2 separate regions of the Mus musculus genome follow, and region 2 is linked to region 1. Evidence: chromatin loops called from intact Hi-C (ENCODE). Cell type or tissue: left cerebral cortex. All regions are shown on one strand.

Region 1 (5,000 bases):
GTTTATTAGGCTGCGGTGCCTTCTTTTAAAGCATACATCCCGGGGAATAGGGGAGGGGTCGAGGGGGAATTTTACAAAGAACATAGAAGCGGGCTTCTGCTAACATGGGTGCCGAAGTGAGGTGCCAGGCATCGGGCACTCTGCATCTTATCTCTAGAACATAGATCCTCCTTGACAGCCTTTTGTGCCAGGCTGGGCTCAGGCATAACTCATGTCCTTGGATGGCATGGAAGTCAGGAAGAGACAGGGAAGAGGGGACTATAATTCAGCTTTTACAGCCTCAGGTGCCAGGAAGGGAAGAGAGAGGAGGAAGTAATAACCAGCTCCTATCACGAGGCCATTTGGCCTGTCAGGGAGATTGTGAAGGGCTTGCTTTCTCACAGGATGGTCTCTGACACTCTAGACTAAACCAGAAAGGAATATAAAATTAAAATCAAACAAACAAAAAGCCATGGAAAGAATATACAGAAATGTGTATTTTTACACTATGTGTTTTTTCACACAATGAAAAAAAATCAAACTTTCAATTTTAAAGTTCATGAAGAAGAATCCCAAGTCAATGGCATAAACCAAAACTTCAACAAGATCATAGAAGAATGTGTTCCCACAAAAGAGAGAGAGAGAGAGAGAGAGAGAGAGAGAGAGAGAGAGAGAGAGAGAGAGAGAGCAGTATAAGAAGCACAGATACCAGGGAAAAAAATGTCCACAGAATATTCCAGTTAAAACACTAAGGAGATATAACAAAGTGTTTTGAAAAATGAAAGAGAAGAAATGTAAATCACAAAAAAAGGAAAATTCCATCAAAAGACAGTTGCTTTAGCAATAGAAACTTTAAAAACCAGATGACCTAGCAGCAATGCATTCTGTGTGCTAAATGACTATGAAGGTTAGCCTAGGCTAATAGTCCCCATAAAAATACCCACTGTAACTGAAGGAGAAAGAAAAGCTTTCCAATTAACAGACTAAAAATTTTATATTCAACAAACCAAACCTAAAGAAAATAAAGGAAGCATTATTTGGTCTGGAGAGGAATAAACAGCAGAGGGACTGTGAACACAAATATGAGTCATAATTATTAAAACACAAAGGACCATTAAAGTACACATACAACACCAAAACTCAGCAACATGAAAAGCACAGTTAACAAACATTTAAATTATAATTAGGGCACAAAACAAATATTTACAAAATCAAAAACTTTCAAATGACTCCTGATATCATATCAGCTCAATTGAAATTGAATTTCAAATTGAAATTGAAATTAAAATTAGATTGAAAGCAAACAATTCTACAGTAATTACAGAATTTCATGAAGACGAAAAAACTCGTCACTGAATGATGACACTGGAAAATTGGGAAATGAACGTAAAAAGTTTTTAATCTAATTGAAAACCAAAATACAACAACAAAACCTCTGAGACACAATGACAGACCTTTGAGGGAAATTTCTAGATCTAAGTCCCCCATTTGAAAAAAAAATCAGAGATTTCAAATAAATAGCTTAATGAAGTAAGTCAAAATGTGAAAATAAATCAAACCTAATAATAAGGTAAGGAATAATAAAAGCCAGAGCAGAGATCAGTGAAATAGAAACAAAGAAAACAATACAAAGAACCATTGGCTCTGAGAGCTGGTTCTTTAATCAAATTCTATCTTCAGAGAAACTGGTGGCTAAGCCTTACCTATCAGTGGGGGGAAAGCAGGAGAAAAAAGAAACGGTATTATTAACAGCAAATGATATTTATATATTTAATTATTTCTCATTCCCCGGCTCCAGCAATCATTTCTTAGCTACTTAACTGAAACAGTGACAAGACTGTGGGTTCATGTCATAGTTTTGAGTCCTGACCCTGCCACATAAGCCCTCAACCATAATACAATACATTAAATGTGACATTCCAGGGCGGGTTTTAGATCCTCATTTTATTTCTCTTAACAGTGCTGCCTGGGTTTGGATTTGTCTAAGAATTTAGATAAGATGGAAGGCAGGTTTTTAGGTTACCAGAACTCGAGGACTCACTGGGGTCAAATGTTTGGTACTTGAGTAAAAATTGACACTCAAGCCTGGATATAAATCCAAAATGTCATAGTAACAGAGCAGCCAGGCTTCTCTGTTACAGAGAAAAATGTCTATGAATGTGGGTGTCTGCCACAGCAGGCACACTCCTGGTTCCCATAGAACACTGTCATCTCACGCTGCTGGAACAGTGCTGGTGGAGCGCCAGATACTGAGGAAATTTCAGTGGCTTTCATATGAATGAGAGGTGAATGTTGCCTGCTGAAATTAGAGATTTATATACTAAATGTGTTTATCTGGCTGGCTGAAATTTAATGGTGTTAGTTGATCGGTTTCAAAGTGTCACTAGATGGCAGTATCGTCCAGCTAGTATGCCACAGTTTGGATTCCGGATGTTTAATTACAATCACAGGAAAGAGACTAGGAAGTGGAATTTATTCCGTTCCAGGGGAGTGTTGTCCTTGACATAGAAAGACACTCTTTGAAGGGTCGAAATGAGGCACGGACAGGGTCTCAGACTCTTGGGAATGCTAGGAATGTCCAAATTTGCTGTAAACCAAATCTCTGCAAAAGAAAAATATTTTGACTGTCTGATTTGTTACAATTTGTTAGAAACTTTCAAAATTATGTTTCTCATTTAATTTTTCACTCTAGATTTTTTCTAGATCCTCTTTTTTGAGAAAAAATTAGCATGATTATCTCTCTTTGACCAAAATTTAGAGTCTCTTCAGGCCAGAAATTCTAACATACCAGCTGTTTATTTGGTAAACTGGGGAAGGTTGGTTAGCATAAGATGGGTGGCAATGCATGAATTTTCAGGGGTTGAAAGGTGGTTTCCAGGTCTGACATGTCCTATGCTATGAAGAAAAATTCCATGTGTTAACTTTTATCTAAGCTGATGGTGACTTTTCAGCTCGGTTTAGATACTTATATTTATATATAAACTAGTGGTTGTCAACCTTCTCAATGTGCCATCTCTTTACTGTATATTTTGGTAATTTACATCCATATATTTATTGTCATTGCTACTTCATAATTTTAATTGTGCTGAAAGTTTTTATCATAGTGTAAATACCTGATATGAAGGATATCTTATATTCAACCCTCTGTGAAATGGTCATTTGACACCCTGAAAGGGATCACAACCCACAGATTAAGAACCGAGACATAAGATTTTAGCCCTTGTACTTTAGTAACCACCCCAATTTTATATATATATATATATATATATATATATATATATATATATATATATATATATATTGTTTGTATGGTTTTGAAAAATACTAAATTTTCCAGAAACGTGGATACAATATGAATCCAGAGTACCTTACTTTTTTTCTTTTATAACCTCCTGCAATTTGTTTGTTCATTTTTGTGGTGGTTTGAATAAGAATGGCCCCACAAGCATATATATTTGAATGCTTAGTCATCAGATAGTGGCATTACTTGAGAACTAGTATCTATTACCTTGGACAAAGTGTATGAGGAGGGGTCGGCTTTAGGGTTCAAAAACCCAAGATAGGCCCAGTGTCTCTCTACTGTCAACTATTCCATCACCATGTCTGCTCGTGTGCCCCCATGCTCCCTTCCGTGATGAAAATGGACTAAACCCCTGGAAGCAAGCCCGAGTCAAATGCTTTCTTTGAAAGGAGTTCCCCTGGTCATGGTGTTTCTTCACAGCAATACAACAGTGAAAAAGACACATGGGAAAGACAAAGAACTATGAAATATCATATAAACACCAAATCTTCATAGAATATAATTGATGCAGGAAAAAAATGTCAAACCAATAGACCAGATCCCTTTATGAGTTTGATTCTAGGATAGAAGAAATCTTAGAAACATTTATGTAAACACTGAATTTAAGCTTAATGGTAGCTACAATTACTGTCAGATGACATAGTTATGATCTGAACATGGTGATTATACACTCTTCCCCTGGATGATTTCAATGTAATGTTAGAGCCCATAAAGGAACTGTCAATATATAAAATACACAAAGCCTCATTTGTCTCCTTGAAATAAAATCCCACTGCCCCTTAATTTTCCTACCTTACTGTATCATTTTTTATTTTAATTTTATTGTAGAAATAGCTATATAAATATTTTTATGACCTAGAAAAATAATGGAGAGTCAGTTTTGGGTTTTGTTTTGGGTTTTGTATTGTGTTTGTTTGCTTGTTTGTTGGTTTTAAAAATTCATTCCTCTTCAAAATGAGGAAAGTATGCAAAGAGAAGACTAGCTGCAACTTTTGAATATCATCTCAGCTCAACTCAGCAATGAAATCCAGGGAAATTTTACATACTAGAACAAACTGTGAATGGGAGGCCATTGAACAACTTGGGATTCTGCTAAGGGGCGGGGGGGGGGGGGCAGCGAAAATCTGCCACTGCTACTGTGTGATGAGAACAAGCTGCATTGACAGTGTGAGCAAGATACTAAGGAGCACAGGGGCCTGAGCGATTAATCCTGCCTGAGGGGTGATCTGTGCTGAGCTACTAACATAAAAGATGGTAAAACAAAACAAAACAAAACACAATGTTCTGATTTCTCTGAAGGCCTTTTACTCCACCTTCAATAAAGGCAATACAATCAGAAAACTGATGGTATAAGATGGTTTTAAAAGACACCTATAGGAGAGCATCATCCTGAGTGAGGTAACACATTCACAAAGGAACTCACACAATATGTACTCACTGATAAGTGGATATTAGCCCCAAACCTAGGATTCCCAAGATATAAGGTACAATTTGCTAAACACATGAAACTCAAGAAGAATGAAGACTGAAGTGTGGACACTATGCCCCTCCTTAGAATTGGGAACAAAACACCCATGGAAGGAGTTACAGAGACAAAGTTTGGAGCTGAGATGAAAGGATGGACCATGTAGAGACTGCCATATCCAGGGATCCACCCCATAATCAGCATCCAAACGCTGACACCATTGCATACCCTAGCAAGATTTTATTGAAAGGACCC
Region 2 (5,000 bases), 750 kb after region 1:
ACAGCAACAAAATAACAAAACAATCTAACAAAGTAACCCTGGGGATTTTTTTAGGCTCTTCTCTGTGATGGACTTCCAGTTTTCACCCCAACATTCTTGTTGCTGGTCTCCCCAAAATAAATCAAGCTCCTTATCCTGCCATGTGATTCTCTGAGCCAGACCCTGTTATCTTCTTTCAACAATAACAGCAATGGTTTGCCAGCAGCTTGGCTATTCCTCTAAGAAGAGGTAGACTCATTTAGCTCTCGAATGGCTTTTTTTGATGTCCTACAGCATTCTTCTTCTGTCACTTTCAGACTGCCTGGTCTGTGTTCGGTTTTTGGGCAGAGCATGCTTACCTAGAGATTCTGCACTTGTTTTTGCCTCTTCCAGAAGATTGCTTCCATTCTGCTCATGCCCACATCACCTTCACACTCAGCACCTTGGATCTCATCCCTCTGGTTGTACAAAGCACATCACTGTCATGGGCTGTGTTTCCTTTCTTGTTGGTCCTCCTCCATGACTGGAGCAGGTTGAATAGACTGAATATTACTTTCTTCCATTGCCTGTAAAAGAGTAGCCCCATTTTTAAAAAATCATTTGCCAATACATAAAGCTGTTTGTGTGTGCTGGGAAAATGTCACTCAGACATTTCTGTGTAACAAGTTGGATCCAAGCTTCCCCCTTGGATGCACAGGCAAGCTTCTGATTTTGCAGTTTACCAGGAGACAGCCTCTCTGCTGCTGCTGTCCCTCTGCCAACTCCTGCTGTTCTTACCTTTTTTTCTAAGACATGCCTTTGAGTGTTAGTAGTAACCACTTATAGAGCACCTTCTTATATGCATGAGACACGATGAAAGCAAGTTGTATTTGAGCTAGAAAGAAGCGGTATGGAGACACGTATGTGACATGTACGTGTGTATGAACAGGTACTTCCCAAAAGTTCTGTGCATGTGTTTTCATGACTCAGAGCCAACCACAGAGTTGTTCCTGCTGATTCTCTAATCATATGAAGATACACAATCCCAGAACAGTGCTTACCATGCACACTGTGAAACATGGGCTTTGGTGAAAGTGGATAATGATAAATTGAGATACATGTTGAAAGAGTCTGTAATTATTTTTAAATGAGCCTGACAGCACAGGCTTGCCATGTCAACCCATGACAGAGCGGAAGTGAACTCACATGGTAGCCACACAAAAGCAGTGTTCACAACCCCAACCACGGATGAGTGGGCTGAAGGTTAGGGATTTCATTTTTCCTTCCTCCGCAGTACCGCTCACTTCCACTTTGACTCCTCTAACATTTGTGTTTTCCCACGGCCACAGGGTGAGAGTCTCTGTTACATATCACATCATCTACTGCCTGCAGTGATGACTACACAAAAAACACACACCTCTGATTACACATGCTTAGCGTAGCCACCACCAACTTAATTAATGCCCTCCATCATATTTCATTATTAAAAATTCTTTTTCTTCGAGTAAGTTATATACCTCTAACTGTATTTTAGTTTTTTGAGACTAGGTCTCACTGTGTGTCCCAGTTTGTTCTTGAATGCACATCTGTTCTCCTGTCTTAGCCTTCCTAATTCTGGGATTACAGCATAGAAAGCACGGCCAGCATAAGTCCTACACTTGTTTCTAGATTAAAAGGTCTTTCTTTCTTAGCATTTTAGCTCTTCCTAAACTTTCTAGTTAAGAGTTAAAGATTTCTTTTATTTACAAAGGTTTTGTTTTATCAGACACCATTTGTATAAACAAAAATTACATTGAAAATAATATTTTAACATAATACTTTACCATTTAAATATATTAGGATATTTTTGATAATTAAATGCCCATTAAATTAGTTTTATTAGGTTTATTTGAATATTAGTTTTAAAAAGAACCATTCTTTTGTAAATCAAAAGACAGGCTTTTGTGCCCTCTGCTGATCACTATGTGCAACTGCAAGTGGTTTTTTTCTGAAGTAAACTTTAAAGCAAATGCAGTTATTTCATTGTTAAGTGAACAGCAGTTTTAGATATTGATGAGGCTCGTACACTTCGGATATATATTATTAGTTGGCATCTAGTTGGATTATCATCCATTAAAGGTTGAGTTAAAAATAACATTTTATTTTTAAATTGCTACAATTTATTGCTATTATTTCGTGGGTGTGGGAGATATGAGTATGTCTGGGGGCATATGTGTGCCCTGATGCACCCATGGAGGTCAAAGGTCCTGAGGCTTGAACTAGGTTGTCAAATCTGAATAGCAAGTGCCTTTACCAGCTGAAGCATCTCAACTTATCTCACAAAAGGAGAGCCAGAGAGCTACCTCTTCCCCCATACCTCATTGCTCCTACTTATGAGCAGCAGGTGACAAATAGCCGGCGACGGTCTGGTCATAGTAGTGATATGGAGGTTTTCGAACCTCAAAGCTGGCAGGAATCTTGGACTGAATCACTTTGTCCCTCTGATTACCGAGGAGTAAGTACAGTATGGCAGAAGATAAAGGAAATAGCTTTAATTAGGAAGTTAAATTGAACTGTAACCATCAGAGAACCTTCAACCTCACAGATTAACTTTAGACTGAAAATCACTAAAATATAAAAATTTCCAATTAAATATAGTTCAAAAGTAATGGATGGTTTAAAAATTCCTAACATGTTTTATTTTTTTAAAAAATATTTTACTTTGGAATATTAACATTTGAAAAGTATAACCCTCCAGGGATTTCTTGTGTTTTGCCTCAGTTCCCAGGCTTTTCCCACACCCATTCTCCTGCTCCTTGCAGAAACAACCACTGTTATCTGGTTTTGTGCCCCACACGTTTTTTTATTTATTTTGAATGATTTTTATTCATTTTACACGAACATGTGTATATTCTTCCATATTCTGACTCTTATTAGACTACATTATTCTGTATTACTAGACTCTCTTATTCTCTTACCTCTAACCTCAAATCAAATTTATGAGTGTATTTCCATTATTAAGATCTTATTACACATATCGCAGATGTCTCCATTGACAACAGCTGAAGTAATAGTCCATATTAGGCATAAACACAGCGAATGGTTAGAAGTGCATCTTCCCAGACATTCCCACATGTTTTTATGCATGTATGAATGTTCAATATATTTATTTGGCATAGTATTTCCTAAAACATACAGCTGACATAAATATATTTAGACTATCATTTAGGATCTTGATTATAAAACGCAATGGTCTGGAAAACTTTCCTATGTTACTTCATATTTTCAACTAGTCTGTGTAAGCTTTGTCTGTTACTTTCTACAATAAATCTCTTTTGCCGCTGGACATCAGCACTGTTTGAAGTTTCACTGTTGCGCGTACCCTGAATCTCGTGGCGCGCACCTTATGCCGACTTGTCCTGTTCTCCCATAATGCTGAGCTCTGGAGGGCTTTTTGTTTCACATTAAAAAAAAAAATCTCTAAATGGTGCTGTCAGTGTGACTTGCGACCTCCTTATTCCCCTCTTTTATTAAGCATAGATTCTTTTCTCATACAATATAATCTGAATACAGTTTTCCTTCCCTCTACTCCTCCCAGTTCCTCCCCAGTTCCTCTCCTACCTGGATCTGCTCCCTTTAAGTCTCTCATTAGAACGGAACAGGTGTCTCAGAGATAACAATAAAACATTACAAAATAAAATAGAGCAAGATAAAACAAAAACAATCATATTGAAATTGGACAAGAAAGTCATCCAGAAAAATAAAAGTCTCCCAAGAGAAGGCACAAGAGTCAGCACTTACTTGTTCTCACATTCAGGGGTCCCATAAAAGCAGTAAACTGAAGGCTATAGTGTGTCTGCAGAGGACCTGGTGCAGAACCATGCACAACCATGTTGCCGCTTCAGTCTGTGAGTTCATATCTTTGTTAGTTGTTTTAGAGCGGAGGTCCCCAACCTTCCTAATGCTGCAATCCTTTGACCCTTTGTTCCCCATGCTATGGTGAGCTCCAACCATAAAACTATTTGATTCTACTTCATAACTGTAATTTTGCTACTGTTATGGATCATAATGGAGCTATCTGTGTTTTCTGATGGTTTTAGGCAACCCTGTGAAAGGTCATTCAACCCCATAAAAGAGTAGGGCCCACAGCTTGAGAACACGTTTTAGAGGTTCTTGTTCTCCAGGTATCCTCTGTCCCCCCTCTGGCTCCTACAGTCCTTCTGCCTCCTCTCACAGGGTTCCCTGAGAAGGATTTAATGGCGACATCTCATTTAGGGCTGTGTATTCCAAGATCTAGCTCTCACCAGAGAAAAATTCTAAGGAAGAACTGCTACATCTTTCTGCTAGCTTATCTGATGCAGACCAAGCCCCAGCTTTTTATTTTATATATCAACCCAGTTATTTACTCCAGGTTTCCTTTTTTTTTTTTTATTATCCTATGAGTCAGCATCCCATGCCCGGCCCCTTAATTTTTAGAAAACAGCAAGTATACGATTTCTTTTAACATTAAAAATGAGTTCAGAGATCTACCTGTCTCTCTTAAGCACAGACGTTAAACTAGCTGGATGGAACTCAATCCTGAAATTACCAATTCTACCACACCTGGGCCTAACCTTGCTCTGTCCCAGGCTGACCTTGAAGCTGGAATCTGCCTGCCTTTGTATCTTTCTGACAAGATGGCTCATCAATGCAGCTGACTCTCTTCCTTTAGATTCATAAAGCTCCTTATATAATTTGTATGTATCCTTATTTTTGCATAGATGAGAAATTATATATATTTCTAACTCATACTTTTAGAGTTCTTTTTCATAGTCTTAAGGGCTGTCCTGAAGATCCCAGCTTTTACCATTTTCTGAGACATTAGCCACACCTTTGCCTCCTGGACTCATGCTATCTCAGATTATCATGAAGTCATTAACATTAACAAAGAAGACCTTCCTCACAGGAATGTGAAAATATGTACACTATTGTACAAACAAGTCTTATGCCCACAGCAGTCATCAACACTTGTGCAGGTCCACATTGGCTGGCCCTCTCCTAGGGACAGGAACCATGCCAATTTG

What was found. Peaks named below come from ENCODE experiments on the same cell type or tissue, not always from the same donor. Only the 100,000 strongest peaks of a DNase experiment are listed, where the experiment ranks them.
Region 2: a loop joins it to region 1, with 9 times the contacts of the local background. A loop is called at or near these places in 13 of 42 quality-filtered maps.

What each region holds. Positions count from the first base shown.
Region 1 is chr6:60,553,627-60,558,626 of GRCm38, forward strand. No RefSeq gene overlaps it. Among named protein-coding and RNA genes, the nearest start is that of Gm35386, 31 kb to the right of the region's middle. In left cerebral cortex, a CTCF peak has its summit at 2,376 (motif pointing right); a DNase peak (open chromatin) is centred at 2,367.
Region 2 is chr6:61,299,908-61,304,907 of GRCm38, forward strand. All of the region lies in intron 1 of Ccser1 (coiled-coil serine rich 1), which reads left to right. Among named protein-coding and RNA genes, the nearest start is that of A730020E08Rik, 120 kb to the left of the region's middle. In left cerebral cortex, a CTCF peak has its summit at 1,926 (motif pointing left); DNase peaks (open chromatin) are centred at 792 and 1,927.